2 separate regions of the Homo sapiens genome follow, and region 1 is linked to region 2. A link is a contact called in ENCODE Hi-C or POLR2A ChIA-PET data. All regions are on one chromosome and are shown on one strand. Each heading gives the region's core, a stretch centred on a gene start or an enhancer-like site at or near the end of the contact. The rest is flanking DNA. Distances are from core to core; before and after follow the strand shown. Region 1 holds the start of GCH1 (GTP cyclohydrolase 1). Region 2 holds the start of ERO1A (endoplasmic reticulum oxidoreductase 1 alpha).

Region 1 (5,892 bases), core at 1,273-3,772, 2.2 Mb before region 2:
CCCAGACTGGGTCCAAGCTGAAAATGAATCCCTTACTGGGTGAAAAACATGGATGCGGTAACAATTCCTGGCTGTAAATGCTCATAATATTACTGTTGAACCATTTTATGCTAATAAATTATCTGGGACCTACTTCCCTTTTGGTTTATTCCTCTTTTTTTCTCCTGTTGCTACTTATAACCATCCTTGTCAACTATCTACATTTTACTATTAAATTATTCATATAATGTTGGTGATTTCAAAGTTTTCTTGTATTATTTTTGGGCATTTGGCCGAAAGGCACTGCCTCCATTTTACAAGTTAGCATGTATCCAGAGGCCCTGTCCTGCAACAAAGGTGCAGGTGCCTCAGTGGCAATACGTGTAAGAAAATGTTAATTTTTAGGGTAAAAATTTCATTAGAAACTGTCTTTGTGGAATACAATATTAGTTAATCTTTACACATGTTTTTAAAGGAAGACGAAAGATTGCCACTAAAAATAAATTCGTACTGAAAGCATCTCTATCTACTCTCTCCATTTTTAAAGTACCTCACTTAGTATCTTTGTTTTCATTTGTTAAATGCAAGGTCATCCTTTGAATGTTGTCTTCAACTATGCTTGAAATAGCTTGAGACCCAGCAGATAATTCTGACCAGGAGGTATCAGCAGACAGTGGGCAGCACAGTTAGAGGAAAAAAATGTTGCAGGGCCCCACTCCCAATAAAAACCTACAATAAAAAATTTAAAAATTTTAATAAAGAGGAAAATGACAAAGAGGTTTTCCAAAGGATGTTCATATTCTCTATTTAAAAACCCCACTGGGCCGGGTACGGTGGCTCAGGCCTATAATCCTGAGCCCTGGAGTTCGAGACCAGCTTTGGCAACATGGTGAAACCTTATCTCTACCAAAAATACAAAAATTAGCCAGTCTCATAACCCGCTCTTAAATAAATAGATTAAAATTTAAAAATAAATAAATAAATAAATAAATAAATAAATAAATAACCCCACTGATATGAACATTTCTTCCATTTTGGAGTAAAGGTGCCTACAAGGCTAGGCAATGTCCATATTTCTTTCCTGAATGTTTCCAACGGGGCTGCGCCTAGAGCAGATGTATCATAAATACTAATTACTTATTATAATGACCAAGCTACATTGTTAGCATAGAATAATTCCACAGGCTTCCCTATTGGTTTGTTTGATCCTAAGCCTATTAATACCTGCTTCTATGTCAGAAAATCTACATTAGGCCAGGCATGGTGGCTCACACCTGTAATCCCAGCACTTTGGGAGGCCGAGGCAGGTGGATCACCTGAGGTCAGGAGTTCGAGACCAGCCTGGCCAACATGGCAAAACCCCACCTCTCCTAAAAATACAAAAATTTAGCCGGGCATGGTGGCAGGTGCCTGTAATCCCAGCTACTCAGGAGGCTGAGGCAGGAGAATCGTTTGAACCCAGGAGGCGGAGGATGAAGTGAGCCTCAAAAAAAAAAAAAGAAAAAAAATATTATTTTGATACATGTTTTAAAGCTCACCTTCGGCATTATGAGATAATCCCTCAAGTGAGGAAAAAGGTCCATTTATTAATCTCAAAGAAAACAGTTACAGCAGATGTCACTGGTTAAGAGTTCAGTTGGTGAATAGCATTTCACAATTTGTACCAACATCTGGGGAAAGACGCTTTGCATGGAACTGTAAAACAATTGAGCACCAAATCTGCACAACTGCGTTTCTAGAAAATGCGATGGGTTTTATAGAGATGAGGTCTTGCTATGTTTTCCAGGCTGGTCTCGAACTCTTGGCCTCAAGCGATCCTCCCGCCTCGGTCTCCCCAAGCGCCGGGAGTACAGGCGTGAGCCACCGACGGAAATGGATTTTAAGTGAAAGTCCTATCTTCGTTTGCAAATCAATTTTTCCAGGATCAAAGTTCTAGCAACCATAAATCCTATCCTTCTAGACATAGGGACCCACATAAGGGCCACTTGATGTGACACTTGCCCCGACAGCGGTGCCACCTGGCCCCTAGGTGGCAGGTGCGTTTTTAACTAAACCCAAGAGTCTGAAGTCACATTATTCTCTTGCCTTGAAAGCTTAAGAGTTGGTTCCTAATCGGTGGCTTAACTCGGTCTCTCTCCAGGCAAGGCCACCTGTTTGCTGATCTTTCACAGGGCGAGGGGACCGGAGCCCTTCAATGCAGCGCCCTCTTGGCCTGAAGAGGGGGCGACTGGGCGCCCAGACCGCGTCTTTCTCACTGAGATCCCAGCTCCTGGACGACTGCCTCTTTTCGGGTTCGGCTCATTCCGCAATAAGTGGAGGGGTCCCGCCTGATCCTAGGGGCCGGCGCCCTTTTCCTTCCCTCCCTGCGCTTGCGAACCCCTCCGGGCGTCTCCGGAGCCGCGACCCCTGCTGGGGACCCCGGGGGCGGGAGGCCGAGGGGCGCGGCGAGGGCCGTGACGCGAGGCGGGGCCGGCCAATGGGAGCGCTCCGCGGCGCAGGCTGAGCCGCCGGGCCATAAAAAGGAGGCGCGGCCGGGCTTTCCAGCCTGTGGCCGCTCCCGGCTCGGAGTGTGATCTAAGCAGGTTGCGTACCTTCCTCAGGTGACTCCGGCCACAGCCCATTGTCCGCGGCCACCGGCGGAGTTTAGCCGCAGACCTCGAAGCGCCCCGGGGTCCTTCCCGAACGGCAGCGGCTGCGGCGGGTCCATGGAGAAGGGCCCTGTGCGGGCACCGGCGGAGAAGCCGCGGGGCGCCAGGTGCAGCAATGGGTTCCCCGAGCGGGATCCGCCGCGGCCCGGGCCCAGCAGGCCGGCGGAGAAGCCCCCGCGGCCCGAGGCCAAGAGCGCGCAGCCCGCGGACGGCTGGAAGGGCGAGCGGCCCCGCAGCGAGGAGGATAACGAGCTGAACCTCCCTAACCTGGCAGCCGCCTACTCGTCCATCCTGAGCTCGCTGGGCGAGAACCCCCAGCGGCAAGGGCTGCTCAAGACGCCCTGGAGGGCGGCCTCGGCCATGCAGTTCTTCACCAAGGGCTACCAGGAGACCATCTCAGGTCAGTGCGCCCGCGGGCTGCTAGAGCGTGCGGGCGGCGGGGGCGGTGCTTGCAGGAAACGCGCGCCGGCTCCAGGAAGTTTCCGGAGTTGCCTCACTTTTGGCGCAGGAAGCCGGGCGCTGTCACCTCCGAACCCGCCCTAGCCTGCCGCCCTGCCGAGGCCCTGCGTGGGGCACAGTCGGGGCTTCCTGGGTGGCAGCGACCTCTCAGCCCCGGAACTCGCTGCAGCCGCCTTCCAGGGGCCCTTCCCGCTCCCAGCGCGCAGCCCTCCTAGAACGCCCCGGGTGGGCGTGGACGGGAGCCCGGAGCCCTCTCGCCTGAGCGCCCAGCGCGGGATTCTCGGGGTACCTGCGGTTCCAAACTTGCCCACGATAAGGATCACCTGGGCACTTGCTGCGGCGACGGCTTCCTGGGTAGTTCCTTATTGAGATCCCATTGTCAGGGTGTGTATCTGGATTGAAGCCTCGGCGCGATCCTTCCCCGAAACCTCGGGGACCTGCATTCCCACTGATTTGCCAGGGGATCGGAGTCTTAGAGTTGTGCTTTTTTTTTTGTCCACCTCAAGTTTACTCCAGTTCAGGACATTTACAAAATTCGGCACAATTTTGGGCACGGGCTTCCCCGGAGTTTGAGGTGTGAGGTTGATTGGGTGAGTTTGCTGCTGAAATCTGTTTCCTCCCCCCACCCCCAACCCCGCAAAAAGCAGTAAAGCTACTCCGGGATTCGGAGGGCTCCGTGGGTTCCAGGACTCAGTCTCATCCCCGCACCCTCCCACCCTAAAATAAAGCCGGGTTGACCCGGTGCTGTTAGCGTCTGAGGCGTGTCGGCTTTTCACCCAGAGGGTGGGGATGCAATCAGTGTGGGTAGGATGCAAGATGGGGTGATGGAGAGTGGAAAATGGGGACTTTGCTGCCTGTTGGCCAGAGAAGCAGTATTGGTCTGTGTTTAAAAAAATAAAGCTTCTGGCTTCTACAGCTGGGACCAAAGACATTATTTTCCAGTCTACACCTTCCGTGTGTCTTGGTGACATTTATTTATTTGCCCTAAGAAGCATTCTACCGTTCACTGTTTTTTGAAAGAAAAACAGTGCGCTGGAAAGGCAATCTCCCTGCCCCAGTTATTTCTCTGAAGGAGTGTAGAGCGATTCCACCAAATAGACCCTGGGAAAAAGAAAGTTATTTTTTGCCCAGTCTTCCACACCCCAAAGGAAGGGTGGGAAATCAGAATGTGAAAGAGACGGGGCCCCAAAAGGAAATGATGCTACACTCTAAAACCGGCAGTGACTTCTAGTTCTGTTTCCAAATTCACTTTTTTTTACCCCTCAATTGCAAAAGTTTGGAATCTCAGAAGAGATTTCAAAATACAAAGACTGAAAAATAAACTTTCAGTTTTCTGTGGGATCAGCTCTTTGGAGGTCTAGGGCTTTAAATTTGTGTGTGTGTGTGTGTGTGTGTGTGTGTGTGTGTGTGTGTGTGAGATATTTCACAATGTAATGAAATGTCTTCTTAAGGCCTTACTCATTTTGCCCCTTGCAGACACAGAAAGTGGTTTACTTCACAGCATCGGCCAGGCTTTGGGAATCCTCCCTTAAAGAGAATTCATAGGACAGTGTTCTGTAATCTAGCATGGATCTAATTACCCAAAGAGAGAGGAATTTCTGACCCTGAGACAGGTCACAGAATTATCTAAAGTGACTCACAGATTTACTTGAGAAATGGTTAGCTGAAATATCTCATGAGCGAAGATTCATTTAAAGAGGATTAATAACTGCAAAGAACACATCATTCCACATTAGAAAACTGTTCTGGTTGGCCGAGCTCGGTGCTCACGCCTGTAATCCCAGCACTTTGGGAGGCCGAGGTGGGCGGATCACCTGAGGTCAGGAGTTCAAGACCAGCCCGGTCAACATGGCGAAACCCCGTCTCTACTAAAGATACAAAAAAATTAGCCGGGTGTGATGGCGGGCGCCTGTAGTCCCAGCTACTCGGGAGGCTGAGGCAGGAGAATCACTTGAACCCAGGAGGAGGAGGTTGCAGTGAGCCGAGATTGCACCACTGCACTCCAGCCTGGACGACAGAGGGAGACTCTGTCTCCAGAAAAAACAAAAAAAACAAAAAAACTGTTCTGGTCAAGTTTTACTATTTAAAAAGTCCATGGGCCGGGCGCGGTGGCTCACACCTGTAATCCCAGCACTTTGGGAGGCCGAGGCGGGCGGATCACCTGAGGTCAGGAGTTCGAGACCAGCCTGGCCAACATGGGAAAACCCATTCTCTACCAAAAATACAAAAATTAGCCGGGCATGGTGTCAGGTGCCTGTAATCCCAGCTACTCAGGAAGCTGAGGTAGGAGAATCATTTGAACCCTGGAGGCGGAGGTTGCAGTGAGCCGAGATCGCACCATTACACTCCAGCCTGGGCAACAAGAACTAAACTCCATTTCAAAAAAAAAAAAAGTCCATGGATGTAGAGACACTGCAAGATTAGTAGTTGTCAGGGACTGGCGAGAAGAGGGGGATGGGTAGTGATTGTTTAATGAGTATGGAGCTTCCTTTGGAGCTTCCTTTTGGAGTCATGAAAATGTTCTGGAACTAGAGAGTGGTGATAGTTGCACAATATTGTGAATGCCACTGGATTGTAACTTCAAGATGGCTAAAAATGACCAATTTTATATATATTTTACCACAATATAAAGACAGGTTTTGTGGCGTGCCTGCAGTCCCAGCTACTAGGGAGGCTGAGGCAGGAGGATAGTTGTTGCTCAGGAGAACAGCCTGGGCAACGTGGGGAGACCCTGTTTCAGAAAAGAAAAGTCCATGGAGCGGACCATTTAAGATTATTATTATTATGTTTATTTTCATGTTTTTGA
Region 2 (6,064 bases), core at 506-3,005:
AGTTCGAGACCAGCCTGGCCAACATGGTGAAACCACATGTCTACTAAAAATACAAAAGTTAGCTGGGTATGGTGGCGCAGGCCTGTAATCCCAGCTACTCGGGTAGCTGAGGCGTAAGAATCACTTAAACCCGGGAAGCGGAGGTTGCAGTGACCCGAGATTGCGCCACTGCACTCCAGCCTGGGTGAGGAAGTGAGAGTGTCTCAAAAAAAAGTCTTCTTAAAACAACAAACAAACAAACAAACAAAAAACAAAAAGTAAGGCCAGGTGCGGTGGCTCATGTCTGCAATTCTAGCACTTTGGGAGGCTGAGATGGGTGGGTCACCTGAGCTCAGAGCTAGAGACCAGCCTGGCCAACATGGCAAAACCCCTTCTCTACTGAAAATACAAAAATTAGCCGAGTGTGTGGTGGCTTACGCCTGTAATCCCAGCTACTGGGGAAGCTCAGGCAGGAGAATCTCTTGAACCTGGGAGGCAGAGATTGCAGTAAGCCAAGATGACGCCACTGCACTCCAGCCTGGGCGACAGAGCGAGACTCCGCCTCGAAAAAAAAAAAAAAAGTAATCCCAGCACTTTGGGAGGCTGAGGCGGGAGAATCGCTCTTGAGGAGTTTGAGACCAGCCTGGGCAACATGGTGAAACCTCGTTTCTACTAAAAATAAAATTAGCCAGGCGTGGTGGCGCACGCCTGTAGTTCATGCTACTCAGGAGGCTTAGGTGGGAGGATCGCTTGAGCCCAGGAGTTCGAGGTTGCAGTGAGCTGCGATCGCATCATTGCAGGCCAGCCTGGGTGACCCAGGGAGACCCTGTCTGGAAAAAAAAAAAGCGGATAGACTAGTCCCAACTCTGAATGTTAAAAGACCAGGACTGGGTATCAGAGGACCTCCAATCCTTGCTCACCTTACCTCACTTCTCTAGGCCTGTTTCTTCCTATGATATGAGCGGGTGGCTTCCACCCTCGCTGTCTAATACAGTGGGCACTAGCCAGCCACATTTGACTATGAAATGGGTCTAGTTCGCATCGAATACACACTGGATTTCAAAGACAAAAAAAGTCAAATATCTTATGAATAAATTTAATGTTGGTTATATTTTGAAATAATATTTTGCACATTCGGGGTTAAATAAAAATATTTTAAAAATAAAATGTACCTGTTATTTTTACTCTTTTGCTGTGGCTACTAAAAATATAAATGACATATGCTGCCCTGGTCTAGATGCTCTCTAATATCCCTTTCAGCTTTAAGACTCCGCCGGGAACACGGTGGACACGTAATTCGTACGATTTGATTGTCTCGCATTGAGATACGGAAGGATTGGCCGGGAGTGAGCGGGCTGGGGCTGGGCGGGGCGGCGCGGGGCGGGCACCCCCCGCCCCCCAACCCCGCAGGAAAACACAGGCCCCTCCGGCTTTCGCTCTCGCTCTGGGAACTGGAAGGACCCCCGACTCCCGCGCAGGGTCTGGGGTTGTGCGCGTCGGGTTGCGTCTCCAGGCCGGGGGCGTCAGGGAGCCGGGGGCGGGGACGGGCGCGGGCGCAGCGGACCGGGCGGGGCCGAGCCGGGAAGCTGGTCGGTGCGTCAGCCTCACGCGGCGGGAAGGAACCGGTCCGAGGCCCCGGGCTGCCGGCGCGGGCGCCGCGGCACGTCCACAGGCTGGGTCGCGAGGTGGCGATCGCTGAGAGGCAGGAGGGCCGAGGCGGGCCTGGGAGGCGGCCCGGAGGTGGGGCGCCGCTGGGGCCGGCCCGCACGGGCTTCATCTGAGGGCGCACGGCCCGCGACCGAGCGTGCGGACTGGCCTCCCAAGCGTGGGGCGACAAGCTGCCGGAGCTGCAATGGGCCGCGGCTGGGGATTCTTGTTTGGCCTCCTGGGCGCCGTGTGGCTGCTCAGCTCGGGCCACGGAGAGGAGCAGCCCCCGGAGACAGCGGCACAGAGGTGCTTCTGCCAGGTGAGCGATGTGCGCGTTGGTGCTGAGGGTCCCGGCGCCCTCCGCGGCGTGCACTGTCCCGCACGCCCTGGCGGGTGAGCGGCTGGGGGTGCGTCCTTGCATCTCTTCCCACCGGGAATGAGACTCCGGTGCTGCTGCCCGGTGGCCGGGACTGAGTCTGGCTTGGCGTGGACCGGGCCTCCACGGCAGCCTGGACGTCGCCGCGCCCTCCGGTGCCTCGGACCAGGAGAGGGGTTGGGTGCACGCGGTTGAGTGGGTTTATGCATCTTTGTTGGTCTTATCTGCCCGGGGAGAGTGTGCACAGTGTATAATGCCCTGCCAGTATTTGCTATTTTCACAGAACCTGGATCTTTCTCACTTCTCTCTTGACCAGGAACTTGTGTACCCAGTACCTGTGCTGCGTGCATTTCGCCAGCCTTTCTGGCTAAGACGTTTGTGGGCTGATCTCAGATTTCGATGTTAGGCGGAAGAATGGCTGCTTGCGGTTTTTCTGTGTGTAAGCCCAACTACCTGATGTCTTTGGGACTGCAGTTGCCCTCTGGTTTCTGGTCCTGTGTGCTCTTTTTCTCGAATGTAATGAGATTCTCTTATCGTGACACCCGTTAAGCTGGTACGAATTGGGAGGAAGGTCCTTATTCTTCAGTGCACAAGTTTAATTACAAGCGGATTATGATCATTTCCTTCTGTAAGAGATGTGGTTTCTTGAGCAAAAAATTGAGAGAAACTTACAGTTTTCCATTATCTTCAGTATCTAGTATTTCAATGTGATTACTCTTGTCAAAGCCACTTTTTGGTTGACTCTGTTGATAAAAATTACGTTTTATACAAAATTAAGGGTTAGGCATCCATGTTATTCCTAAGTGGATTTTGCTATTAATTTATTATCAGAAATACCATTTTATGTGTTTAGGGGCATGATACCATGTCAAAGGAAAGATGCATTTAAATATTATGAAAGGTTTCTCTTTCACTACTTTACATTCTTGGATTTTGTTGTTTTGCTGAGTGATTTGGGAGTTGAGGTGAGTGTTATCTAGGAAACTAAGGGAAGTTGAAAGAAAATTGCTACTTTACAACTGAGACATTGAAAAGTCCTTTACCTTCAATCATTACAAAGGACACACAATCAAGTACTTAAAAGGAAAAGGGTCATTTTTCTTCTGATTAGAAATATAACGCAACACCGAGATTAAACATTTAAAAAATAAGATAGAAATAAGTGACTTTAAAATAAAATATTCTTTACGGAAAGAAGATGTCCAATGTAACATTTTCAGCTACATTCTGGAGATTTGGATACTGGAATAAAAGTACATGTTGAACTCTTCAACTTTTACTTTTTTTTTCCTTAATAACCTTTTTGGAGTTCTGCTTAAAATAGAACTTTAAATTCTTTGCATTTATTTTCTTTTTCTTCTAACTAGTGATTAAACTTTTCCTCTTTCACAATACCCTCATATTCAAATACTTCCCTAACATAAAATTCTGTTAAACCCCTTTCTTTTTCTTTTAGAACGAGAGTGGCTATCTGTGTTTCTTTTCAGACTCAACCTTGAAAAATAGTAAATTGGGCTGGGTGTGGTGGCTCCAGCCTGTAATCCCAGCACTTTGGGAGGCTGAGGTGGGAGGATCTCTTGAGTCCAGGAGTTCAAGACCAGCACGGGCAACATAGTGAAACCCCCGTCTCTACAAAAAAAATTAAAAAAAGAAAAAAGCTGGGTGTGATGGTGTGCGCCTGTGGTCTCAGCTACTTGGGACACTGAGGTGGCAGGATGGAGTGAGCCCAGGAGTTCGAGACCAGCTTGGAGACCCGGTCTGTATTAGTCCGGGTTCTCTAGAGGGATAGAACCAATGGAATATATATATAAAGGGAGTTTATTAAGTATTAATTCACATGATCACAAGGTCCCGCAATAGGCTGTCTGCAGGCTGAGGAGCAAGGAGAGCCAGTCTGAGTTCCGAAACTGAAGAACTTGGAGTTTGGTATTTGAGGGCAGGAAGCATCCAGCATGGGAGAAAGATGTAGGCTGGAAGGCTAGGCCAGTCTCTCACGTTTTTCTGCCTGCTTATATTCTAGCCATGCTGGCAGGTGATTAGATTGTGCCTACCCAGATTAAGGGTGGGTCTGCCTTTCCCAGCCCACTGCTTCAGTGATCGAGGCTGCAGTAAGCCATGATTGCATCAGTGCACTCTAGCCTGTGTGACAAAGTGAGAGTCTGCCTCAAAATAATAATAATAATAAAAAAGTAAATTGAGGATCATATAGTTAAAAAAACAGTTTTAACAGAAATTTAGAAATTTAGAATGGTCTACTTATTTCATGATTTGAGGGAGCCTAAGCAAAAAAAAAAAAAAAAAAAAAAAAGTTGTCTATTTAAGAACAGAGACTATCAATTCCAATTCTATAAGTGAAACAATAGGGCCAGTAGTGGAAGGGATGAGGATCGGGGGAGAAGGGAGGAGAGGTGGCACTGATGAATAGACATGCAGAGAAAATTAGAGGCAAGCATATAGACAGACATACACAGAGAAACAGCATGAGAGGGAAAAGAAAAAAAATGGAGAAAGAAAAGGGGAGATAAATGGTGCAAATCATTCATTCAACAAGTGTAACCACTCTGCACGTTGACCAGAGTGTTTGGGACACAGAAATAACTATGGCATTATCCCTGCCCTGAAGAGCTATAGTTTAGTGAATAATGTTCATTGGGGATTCGTGGGAGGCACAGATCCTAAGCACTTAAAAAACAAGTTAGGAAATATTGCTAGAAACTAAGTTAAAAACTAAATTTCCACCAGATGTTTGGAAATACAAGTTAAAATCTTCTCTGGTTCTGTTTACAATATCCAGTGAGCTGCACAGTCCCGTTGATTGTTTTGGTAATAGTTTTATCTTTTCTTCCTGTTGCCTGTCCCTCTTACCACATCTGCCTTGGGTTACCACATCCCCATCCATCATCACACTGCTGCATGGTGCCTGGCTTATAGTAGGGTTCAGTTCACAGAATGTCCGCTCTGATTTGAGCTAGAGCAGTGACCTTAGAAAGTCACTGAATTAAAATGTGTAGAGCTCTACAAGTAATCAGATTAAATTCATCAAGCATATGTTGAAACCTACTGTGAACAATTTTTGGGAGATCAAAAAATGAATTAAAGGTGTGACACTTCCAAGAAGTGAGCCTGGTGAATAATTGGTGCTCAACAAGTCCTAGGGAAATTATAAGATGCAAGCACTATGCCAACAGGAGTATATTTTAAAAATTATTCTGCTTAGCAAGCCATTTGCATGTTTTCTGGAACTGATCTTTCAGATTGGTTGATAGCTCCAACTGAGTCTTTGAATTTGGTCAGTTGCTACATATGCCTGTTAGTTGATATCAAATCCTGCTAAAATTATTTTCACTGTATGTTGTAAGTTCCTTTGATAATAGTGCTTAAGTGTTAGTTGCTCAAAATGAATGATTAATTGCCTTAGACTTGTAAATCTGTATATGTAACCTCATGTAAGAATTGTATATACAACCTAGGCCAGGCATGGTGGCTCACGATGTTTGTAAACTCTTACTTGCTCATGATGTTTTATCAATCTTAATATGGCTAGTGCTAGTAACACTCAGGATAGCTTATTTGAGCACAGTAAATCTCTGTCAGGCTAATGAAAGGGGAGAGTAGCTCAGAGTCCAAAATAAATACTCCAAAAATGGATCTTTTTTAGCTTGGAGCGCATTTAGTAGATTTAACCTGTCAAGTGTCTTGTTAGGTCAGTTGAAACAATGGTTTTAATTGTTAGCCTGGTGGCTGGGCCGTGGGAGAGACACTTGCTAATATGTTGAGTGGTGGATGGAAATAAGCCCAGGATTATAACTTAGTCAGAGGGATCTTTGAAACAGGTTACACTGGAGAGGTGTCCACTGACTCTATGTGTGTGCTGCATTCCAGGCTTTTCTGAATAAACTGTGTGGAAGAAATATTTTCCTGATGGTTGCCAGTCATTTGACAATTTAAAGTTTCGGCAAGACTAAGTCTTTAAAGCCAAAATGACCTGTAGCGTTCTAGGTCCTTAGGATGGTGCCTACTACCTGGTGTGGAATCTTTGGTATTTCCCTGCTTCCATTGACA

What was found. Hi-C counts contacts between places; a loop is a spot of excess contacts on that map. ChIA-PET counts read pairs that join two places held with the same protein, here RNA polymerase II (POLR2A). Pooled maps may share reads with other maps.
Region 1: a loop to region 2 is called in a pooled map, with 2.4 times the contacts of the local background. The contact joins the promoter of GCH1 here to the promoter of ERO1A in region 2. A Hi-C loop is called at or near these places in 1 of 37 single-sample maps with no recorded cell type and 6 of 50 pooled maps. POLR2A ChIA-PET finds 5 or more read pairs at or near these places in 1 of 52 experiments (CD4-positive, alpha-beta T cell).

What each region holds. Positions count from the first base shown.
Region 1 is chr14:54,899,456-54,905,347 of GRCh38, reverse strand. It overlaps GCH1 (GTP cyclohydrolase 1), which reads left to right and starts at 2,522. Exons shown (of 6, transcript NM_000161.3): 1 at 2,522-3,027. The coding sequence starts at 2,685. RefSeq lists silencers at 2,168-2,807, 3,218-3,267, 3,278-3,337.
Region 2 is chr14:52,691,249-52,697,312 of GRCh38, reverse strand. ERO1A (endoplasmic reticulum oxidoreductase 1 alpha) reads left to right here and starts at 1,755. Exons shown (of 16, transcript NM_014584.3): 1 at 1,755-1,945. The coding sequence starts at 1,832. RefSeq lists a silencer at 1,284-1,823 and enhancers at 2,074-2,123, 1,729-2,230.